2 separate regions of the Homo sapiens genome follow, and region 2 is linked to region 1. A link is a loop called in an ENCODE intact Hi-C map of the cell type or tissue named here. Cell type or tissue: heart right ventricle. All regions are shown on one strand. Each heading gives the region's core, and the rest is flanking DNA. Links, peaks and the distances in the headings are about the cores only. Region 1 overlaps LINC00423 (long intergenic non-protein coding RNA 423). Region 2 overlaps PDS5B (PDS5 cohesin associated factor B).

What was found. Hi-C counts contacts between places; a loop is a spot of excess contacts. Peaks named below come from ENCODE experiments on the same cell type or tissue, not always from the same donor. Only the 100,000 strongest peaks of a DNase experiment are listed, where the experiment ranks them.
Region 2: a loop joins it to region 1, with 3 times the contacts of the local background. A loop is called at or near these places in 1 of 110 quality-filtered maps.

The regions. Positions count from the first base shown.
Region 1 is chr13:32,901,100-32,905,497 of GRCh38, reverse strand. All of the region lies in intron 3 of LINC00423 (long intergenic non-protein coding RNA 423), which reads left to right. Among named protein-coding and RNA genes, the nearest start is that of LINC00423, 8.4 kb to the left of the region's middle. RefSeq lists an enhancer at 131-210. In heart right ventricle, for the core only: no CTCF peak of the experiment used is centred there; DNase peaks (open chromatin) are centred at 1,538, 2,387 and 2,965; H3K27ac peaks cover 3,615 bases.
Region 2 is chr13:32,683,214-32,687,611 of GRCh38, reverse strand. It overlaps PDS5B (PDS5 cohesin associated factor B), which reads right to left. Exons shown (of 35, transcript NM_015032.4): 11 at 3,589-3,734; 12 at 327-478. Among named protein-coding and RNA genes, the nearest start is that of PDS5B, 99 kb to the right of the region's middle. In heart right ventricle, for the core only: no CTCF peak of the experiment used is centred there; no DNase peak of the experiment used is centred there.

The DNA of each region.
Region 1 (4,398 bases), core at 333-4,332:
TGTTGTAAGTTCAGAATCAATGTTAGAACTGTAAAAACCTTAGAGATCATCCAGGTACGTGCCTTCTTCTCTCAGAAGAAGACATTGCAGCCAAGAGAGTTGTGCGAATTACTCAGGGTTACACTACTAATTAGGAAAAGGTCTCCTAATTCTCAGTACAACATTCATTTCACTGCTCTATGACTCACATCCTGACTTATCACCCACATTCTCTCCTCCACCTTCATCATGTCCCTTGCCACTGAAGAATTCATTTTTCTGCCACAACAGAAAATCTAACAGACAGTGGTTAAAACCATAAAGATAATTCTTGTTTCCTAGTTGAGAGGCTGGATGTAGGTGGCCCCAGGATTTGTCTGCTGCTCAACGATGTGATCAAGAACTCAGGCTTTTCTCATCCTTCTGTCTGGGCACCTGCAGTGTGCAAATCCTTCATCTCTGAACCTGTGATTTCATGGTGACTGGATGGCTTCCACAGTTCCAGGCATTATGTAGTCATGCCAGTGCCCAGGCAGAAAAGAAAGGGATGGGCAGAAAAGGACTTTGCTTTTGGATCAGGGAGGAAAATCTTTTCCAGAAATAAGATTTCCTTTTATTTCTCCTTGGCCAAAACTAGATTCTGTGGTCATCCGAAGCTGAAAGAAAACCTAAGAGAGAAATTATCTGGCAAATGGTAACATTGCCATCATTAAAAAAAAAACAGGATTATGTCACAAGAAAGAAAGGTGTGTGGCTGTTAGGCAAGTATATCAGTTAACTACATAAAAAAGACACCAGAGAAAATTATCTCTAAATATGCTGGGTTAACTCAGGAATAGAGATAAGACTATAATCTGGAATGCAAGAAATGGCAAGCCACCAATGCATTCAGTGAGGGAAGGGTAAGGGGACTTTTATTAGCAAAAAAACAGATTTACACAAGATGCTTAGAAACAGAGTTCATTGGTTCCAGAGGTTTGAAGCCAGAGTTCTTGTCAATTCATTGGTGGAGATGTCATTACCGAGCAAATGTTCTTTCAAGAACATGTTATGTGAATTACCGCAGTTCTAAAGAATGTCTGGTGATGAACCTTATCAAAGCAGGAGATGCATGAAGGACTCCAAAGGTTTTTAGAAAGTCACTGGAAATAGTTCTTATCCCAGACACATAAGCATGAGCCTCCTCTCCATCTGGCCTTCCAGCTCTATTTTGCCTGGGTCTGACAAAAGTGATTTCATCCTAGTATCTGCAACTCTCACACTAACAACGTGCAACAAACCTCCTCCAAAACTCTGTGGTTTAAAACAGCACCCATTTCTCTGAGTGTTTCTCTGGGACATAGAGGTCAGCTGATACCACTGAGCTCAGTCGAATGGTTCTGCTGCTCTCAGCTGAATTTGTTCAGAGAACTATAGATCACCAGGACATCCACACAGAGCTAGGCTCTGCTCCATGTGTCCCTCCTACTTCTGGACCAGCAGGCTACTGAGGAATGCTCTTATCATGGTAACAGCCCAGACACAGGAGTGCAAGCAGGATCATAGAGGGCCGCCTACGGTCTAGACTCATGACCAGGACACTGTCATCCGCCGTCTCATTCTATCAGCCAAAGCTAGTTGTATGGCCAAACCCGAAATCAGGGCTGGAGAAACCTACTAGTGGGAGAAGCTGCAAAGTCACCTGGCACAGAGTGTGGATCCAAGGAAAAGTGAGGATGTGGCCATGCATAGTGACTCATGCCTGTAATTCCAGCACTTTGGGAGGCCAAGGTGGAAGGATTGCTTGAGCCCAAAAGTTTGAGACTAGCCTGAGCTACATGGTGAAACCCTGTCTCTACAAAAAATAGAAAAATTATCTGGATGTGGTGGTGTGCACTTCTAGTCCATGCTGCTCAGGAGGCTGAAGTGGGAGGATCACCTGAGCCCAGGAATTGAAGGCTGCAGTGAGCTATGATCATCACTACACTCCAGCCTGGGTGACACAGTGAGACCCTGTCTCTCAAACAAAAGAAAAAGAAAAGTGATGATGTGGGGCCAGTGATGTGATCTGGCTCACTAAGCAATCAACGCTGTGTGCTCCACCTTTTTTCATTCACTCCCAATCACCCTCCCCAACCGCACTCACTGTGCTTTCCTTTTGCTTCCTTCTCTACTCTCCTCCACCACCTCTATCACCAATTTTTTTCTTATATCTCTGTTCACAGTGGGGTGGCCTTGGAAGTTCTTGGTGGAGAGTGAGTGGATGTGGGATATAGGGTGCTGTCAGCACTAAGTGGGGTGCTCCATGGCCCCTGCAACCAGGAGCAGTGTTCTCACCCAGCAGTGGAGCTCTGCCTTCCCACATGTGTAGGGACAGTAGGAGGAGTGTGACCTCAACGCCTGGCTCCTCCCAGACTCGGGCCTGAGCCAATCCTGCTGGTGTTTCCACCATGGAGCCTGCCAGAGGCCTCAGGAATCTTACATGACTGTGCCTGAATGCAAATGGCCAAGGAGGCTTTTCAGACACAGCGTCTGTTTATCTGAAGGCACTTTGGCAGTGCTGCCGTCCCAAAGCCCCGACGCATGACCCAAACCTTGGATTAAATCTGCGCTTCATTCCTTCTCAGTGTGCATTTTAAATGAGCACTCATGAGGAAGTCGTCTTTTGCCTGCTTTATAGGCTTTACTCTCCGAAAAACAAATTGATACTGAATGCAGCCTGCTCGCCATTTGCTTACTTGCCAATTTTAAAGAGTGTATTCTCTAATGAATACATTAGTAGTGTGTCTGTGTTTTCAACAGAAATGGTGGAAATTGAGGAAGACCTTCAGAGTGAGGGTGGATTTCTGATGAGCCCTACAGACCAGCTGGATTGATGATCCTAGCTTTAGTCACTCCTCTCCTCCTTTCTTGGTTCAGTTTTTCTTGCCATAACCTCATGTTCACAACTAGTAAAGGGAACAAGGTCTTCTCAGCCCCAAACACAGGCTGCCTCTGCCAAGCCACACAGGCGATGAGCAGACACACCACACCAGGGAACACATTTGGAACTTTTTTCTGTTTCATTTCCCTTTGATGGCAAAGGATGGCCTTTGATGCCAAACTACTGGAGGCTCCATCTGAGCAGAGGCTGGCTTTAGATGGCTATTCAACTAAAATGAGAAGAGGCAGTGGGGCTGTCATGAGGATGTTCTTCAGTGGAAGCCAGGGGACCTGGATTCCAACCCCCATTCCTTCTGTCCCTAGAGGTGAGACCTCAAGCTTGTCATTCATCCTCTCTGAGCTTTTGTTTCATCATCAACATACAGGCTTGCAGCCAGAGAAAGATCCTCAACATTCATTTTTCACATGACTGGCCAGATGAGCAGTGCCTTGAGGCATAAGCCACGCAAATGTCTTCACTTTGTAAAGTTGAGCAACGTAGCTCTGAAGAGCACTGCTGGTGCTTGAATGTGTCCAGCATTGGGCACTCTCCACACCTAATCAATCCTGGTATAATTCCTTCTACTCTGTTGTGGAGAAAGCATGGCAAAGTCTATAAGTAGTCAAGACATTGTGAGATAGTCTTTTTAGCAAATAGGTCAGTAAAATCAATCACTAGTTTGTTTCAAGGGCTGGTGCCATTCTGGGACAGCTCATGGAGGCTCAAAGACCGGGGCTATTGAGAAAGACCGACAAGGTCTTCTCTGGTGGGGTTTATGTTCTAATAGTGGGATATGTGCCATTAACAAGCAATTAAATAGATGCTAATTTCAACTAGTAATAAGTTTATGAGAAGTGGAACAGTGCTATGGACTGAACTATGTCCCCCCAAGTTTCTATGTTGAAGCCCTAACCCCACTGTGATGATATTTGGAGATTGGGCCTTTGGGAGGTGATCAGAGTTAGATGAGGGCCCTTGTGATGGGATTAGTGCCCTTATAAGAAAAGATACAAAAGAGCTTGCTCTTTCTCTGGCATTTAAGGACACAGCAAGAAGGCAGTCATCTACAAGCAGGATGAGAACCTTCACCAGGGATCCAAATTAGCCAGCACCTTGATCTTGGACTTTGCAGCCTCCAGAACTGTAAGAAAAATAAGTTCCTGTTGGGTAAGCCACTCAGTCTGTGGTATTTTGTTATGGCAGCCTGAGCTGACTAATACAAACAGAATTATTTGATAGAGAGTATATGGGCGTAGGAAAAGTCTCACTGAAGAAGAGGTTTTGAGCTGATACCTGAAAGACAAGGAGGAGCTGAGCATGCAAAGATTTGGTGGTAAAATATTCCATCCAGGAAGAGAAACAGAAAGTGCAAAGGCCCTGGGGCTTCAGGAATGATGCAGAACAAAACCAGGCAGTGGGGCGGGAGCACAGAGACAGGAGAAGAGTGTTAAGAGAAATAAACAAAAGTCGGATTACTTAGGCTTATAAGGAGAGAATATTTCTGGAAGGACACATAA
Region 2 (4,398 bases), core at 258-4,257, 220 kb after region 1:
TTGAAAAAAATTAATGAAGATCCTTGTAACACAATTACCTATGAACTAAAATTATAACTATTACACATACCTATTTTTAGATATGACTGTTCAAATACAGTATATGAAAATGGAACGTAAAACCTGTACCCATCCCTAAAGTTATATGTACATTACTGCTTCATTTATGGCTTGGGTGGGAATGAGCCCAGTCACTCACTACCATTACCTTGCACTAAAAACTGAGGAAGGAGTGTAAGGTCATAAAGAAAATAGTTTGCATAAAACAATAAATCAAGTTATATAACATTCAAAGTCACCAAATATTTATAGTGTCCTTAACTTACCGATCATCAATACTATTTTGATAATATATATGTAGCAATTTGTCTTTGATCCATGCTATCTGTTTTGCAGCATCTTTTCCAGCTGCTGACTGTAAAGCATATTTCTTATAAATTTGGGCAAGTCCCATCATGGCTTCTTTGCGTACTCTCCACTTAAAAACAAAAAGTTTTATTTATAATGTAAAAAGGCTTCCATTATATAAATTAAGGAAAGTCTAGTTTCCTAGTTTTGTGTTTTCCTTCCCTTTATACATTTTTTTAAGTCTCAGATACTAAATATCAATTTATAATTACTACATTTATTAAAAAAAAACACAACTATCACATAAATATTTCTACCATGTAAAGTATGGGAGAAAAATCAACATGTGTAAAGAACTTTAATGCTTTAATGTCTTAAACCTATCATCTATGCCTGAAAACAAAAGCTAATCATACTCTACATACTGTGACTTAAAATTGGTGAGAAAAACAAGCTACCAAAATTTTTGTTCATGCATTTTTAGAGACAGGATCTCTGTTGCCCAAGTTGGAGTGAAGTGGTGCAATCACAGCTCACCAAAGTCATGAACAACTGGGCTCAAGCAATCCTCCTACCTCAGCCTCCAGAGTAGCTGGGACTACAGGCATACAATGCCACACCTAGCTAATTTTTTATTTTTGTTTTTTGTAGAAACAGGGTCTATGTTGCCCAGGCTGGTCTCGAACTCCTGGCCTCAAGCAATCTTCCCACCTCAGCCTCCTAAAGTGCTGGGATTACAGGCGTGAGCCACTGCAGCCAGCTCAAGAAACCAAACATTAAAAGACAAAGACAGAATTAAATGGATAAACCCCCATCCCTCATAATTTTTTTCTAATTGTGGTCTATATTGAGCATACTTACACTATTACAAATAATAGTAATTAAGATGTATTAAAGGCATATATGATATTGGCTTTATCAAATGCTGAATGTAAAAATACTTATCAGTGGTCCATTCTGTACATCTGGGACTGAGTTGAAGTATAAGGGAAATGTATTCAACTTTTTTTAAAATAAGTGTATATTTGTTACAGTGCATCTGGCATTAATTATCTTAGAATAAGTTCATTCTTTAATTTTACATAAACACAGCACTGTAATCAAAAGGAAGCTGGTAATGTTGAAAACATCATGAATCTGCAGAGATTATTAATTTTTTCCTTCGTGGTCCTTTTTCTTTTGCTATGGTCTGTCATTCATAGCAACAAATTATTCCTTGGTTTTTCTTTCACTTAATTACAGTATATTAAGAATAGTTCTTATCTCATTCATCCACCAACTACATATTGAAATAAAAGACTTCTACAGGTCTTATAAGATTTCAGGCCAGTCATGGTGGCTCATGCTTGTAATCCTAACACTTTGGGAGGCCGAGGTGGGAGGATGGCTTGAGACCAGGAATTCGAGACCAGCCTAGGCAACATAGTGAGACCCTGTCTCTAATAAAAAAAAAATTGGCCAGGCATAGTGGGATGTGCCTGTAGTACCACCTACTCAGGAGGCTGAGGTGGGAGGACTGTTGGAACCCAGGTCAAGGATGCAATGAGCCGTGATGGCACCACTGCACTCCAGCCTGGGTGACAAAGGGAGACTTTGTCTCAAAAAATAAGTAAGACTTCAATTTGTTTATAAAAAGTTTGTATCTCTAACTCCCCATGTTGTATCTAACTCTTAATTCCCTCTTCTTCAAAGAGAATTTAAAGATACATCATATTCTAATATTACCAAGAACATGTATATAGTCAATTATTTTTCAGTGCTCAATTTTTATATGAATGAACCAAGCAACCATACAATATAACATGATGATCAAAAATATACATTATGATCCCAACAATACACAAAAACAGCTCAAATTCTAAGTCTAGCTGAGAAAAAAGGTATTTAGAAGGCTACTATCCTATGAACAATGCAAATATCCTTTCCCTCTTCATGCCTTTTGGCCCTTTTCACTAATTAATACCACAACGAAATATTCAATAAAGATTAGTCTAAATTTATCGGTTAAAATAAATTGTTCTGGATACCTATAGATTTGAAGGGAAAACCATGTGCTTCTTGCCCATTTATCCTCCACGCACAACCAGCATTATCAACGAGAGTATTAAACAAGGGAGATGGCATGATCAACCCGTTACAATGTTTTTTTTGAGACGGAGTCTCACTCTTGTCACCCAGGCTGCAGTGCAGTGGCACAATCTCAGCTCACTGGAAGCTCTGCCTCCCAGGTTCATGCCATTCTCCTGCCTCAGCCTCCCGAGTAGCTGGGACTACAGGCGCCCGCCACCACAGCCAGCTAAATTTTTGTATTTTTAGTAGAGACGGGATTTCGCCATGTTAGCCAGAATGGTCTTGATCTCCTGACCTCATGATCTACCCGTCTCAGCCTCCCAAAGTGCTGGGATTACAGATGTGAGCTACTGCACCTGGCCTACAAAGTTTTAAAGAATTTACCTAGTCAAAGATATTCCAACAACCAATAGGCAGGCCTCCCACTTTCTTTGATAATTAGCACTTAAATAAGTCAAAAAGTCTCATCCTTCACCAAAATTACTCTTATGCCTAAATGAGGCTTAGATGCCATTATGGCAATCAGGAGGGGAACAGAATGAACATTCATTAAAGTATTTCCTGAGTGCCTAATATATTCCATGCAGTATGAAACACAAACATAACAAGATACAGTCCTCTCAAGTTCACTGATTAATGAGTGGAGCTAGTGGGTACTCATTCAAAAAAGCTGGCTTGAGGACACAGAAAATAGGCTAGAAGCATGGTGCTCTATCGGGTTTAGCTTTGCTAAGTTGAAAACATCTTTCATTTTCTATTCCATGTTGATTATAATACAACCAGCTAGACAACTACCAATTCATACCCATATAACAACAGCCCTGAAAGAAGAAAGAAAAAGAAGAGTCAACAACATAAGAGAAGTTGTATCTCAGGCCTTTACAAAAGTCCCTTATCATTAACACTGGTATACAGGATAAACATTGACTACCATTAAGAGCTGTCTTATCTTCAGGATTAGAACAAATATCTTTAATGAAGAAAAACTGATACAATTTAATGTAACAGAAAGTAAACCTCATAAAGGTAATTTTAAATATTAAAATGCCTCCATACCCCTAAAAAAGGCTAATTATATTTAAATATGTATATTTAAATATATTTTCAAATATTGTTAAACTTCAAGTATTAAAAATGAAAACTTAGTAATAATTATTTATTCATACTTACTCGTTTGTCTAATGTTCTCTCTCTCACAAAATTAAGTAAGTGATCATTGACCAGAAGAATATCCTTTTTAGCAGCTGTAACTATTGACACAATAACATCATGTCTAATAGCTTCCTCAGGGTCATGTGACCTCACTTTAAGATACTCTGAAAGATAACATTTTATTACAGTGGAAATTTTAATAACTAAAATATTTTTAAAACACTGCATGATACCCTTGAAAATAAGCCCTAGCAAAACAATACCTACATAGAAGTTTCAAGAAAATTAAGAGCCCAGAAAGAAAGGGAAGGAAGAAAGAAGATTAGTTCTTCAGTCAAAAAAGAGCCTTGACATCCAATTGAGTAATAACAGCCTCCTCTCCATTTGGTAGATTGATAACTTGATTAAGAATTCACTAACCTGGCCAGGTGTGGTGGCTCATGCCTGTAATCCCAGCACTTTGGGAGGCCGAGGCGGGCAGATCACTTGAGGTCAGGAGTTCAAGACCAGCCTGACCAACACGGATAAGCCCCTTCTCTATTAAAAATACAAAATTATCCAGGGGTGGTGGCACATGCCTGTGATCCCAGCTACTTGGGAGGCTGAGACAGGAGAATCACTTGAACCCAGTAGGGAGAGGCTGCGGTGAGCGGAGATCGCATCATTGCACTTCAGCCTGGGCAACAAGGGCAGAGCTCCATCTCAAAAAAAAAAAAAAAAAAAAAATTTTAAAGGCCAGGCGTGGTAGCTCACACCTGTAATCCCAGCACTTTGGGAGGATGAGGTAGGTGGATCACTTGAGGCCAGGAGACCAGCCTGGCCAACACG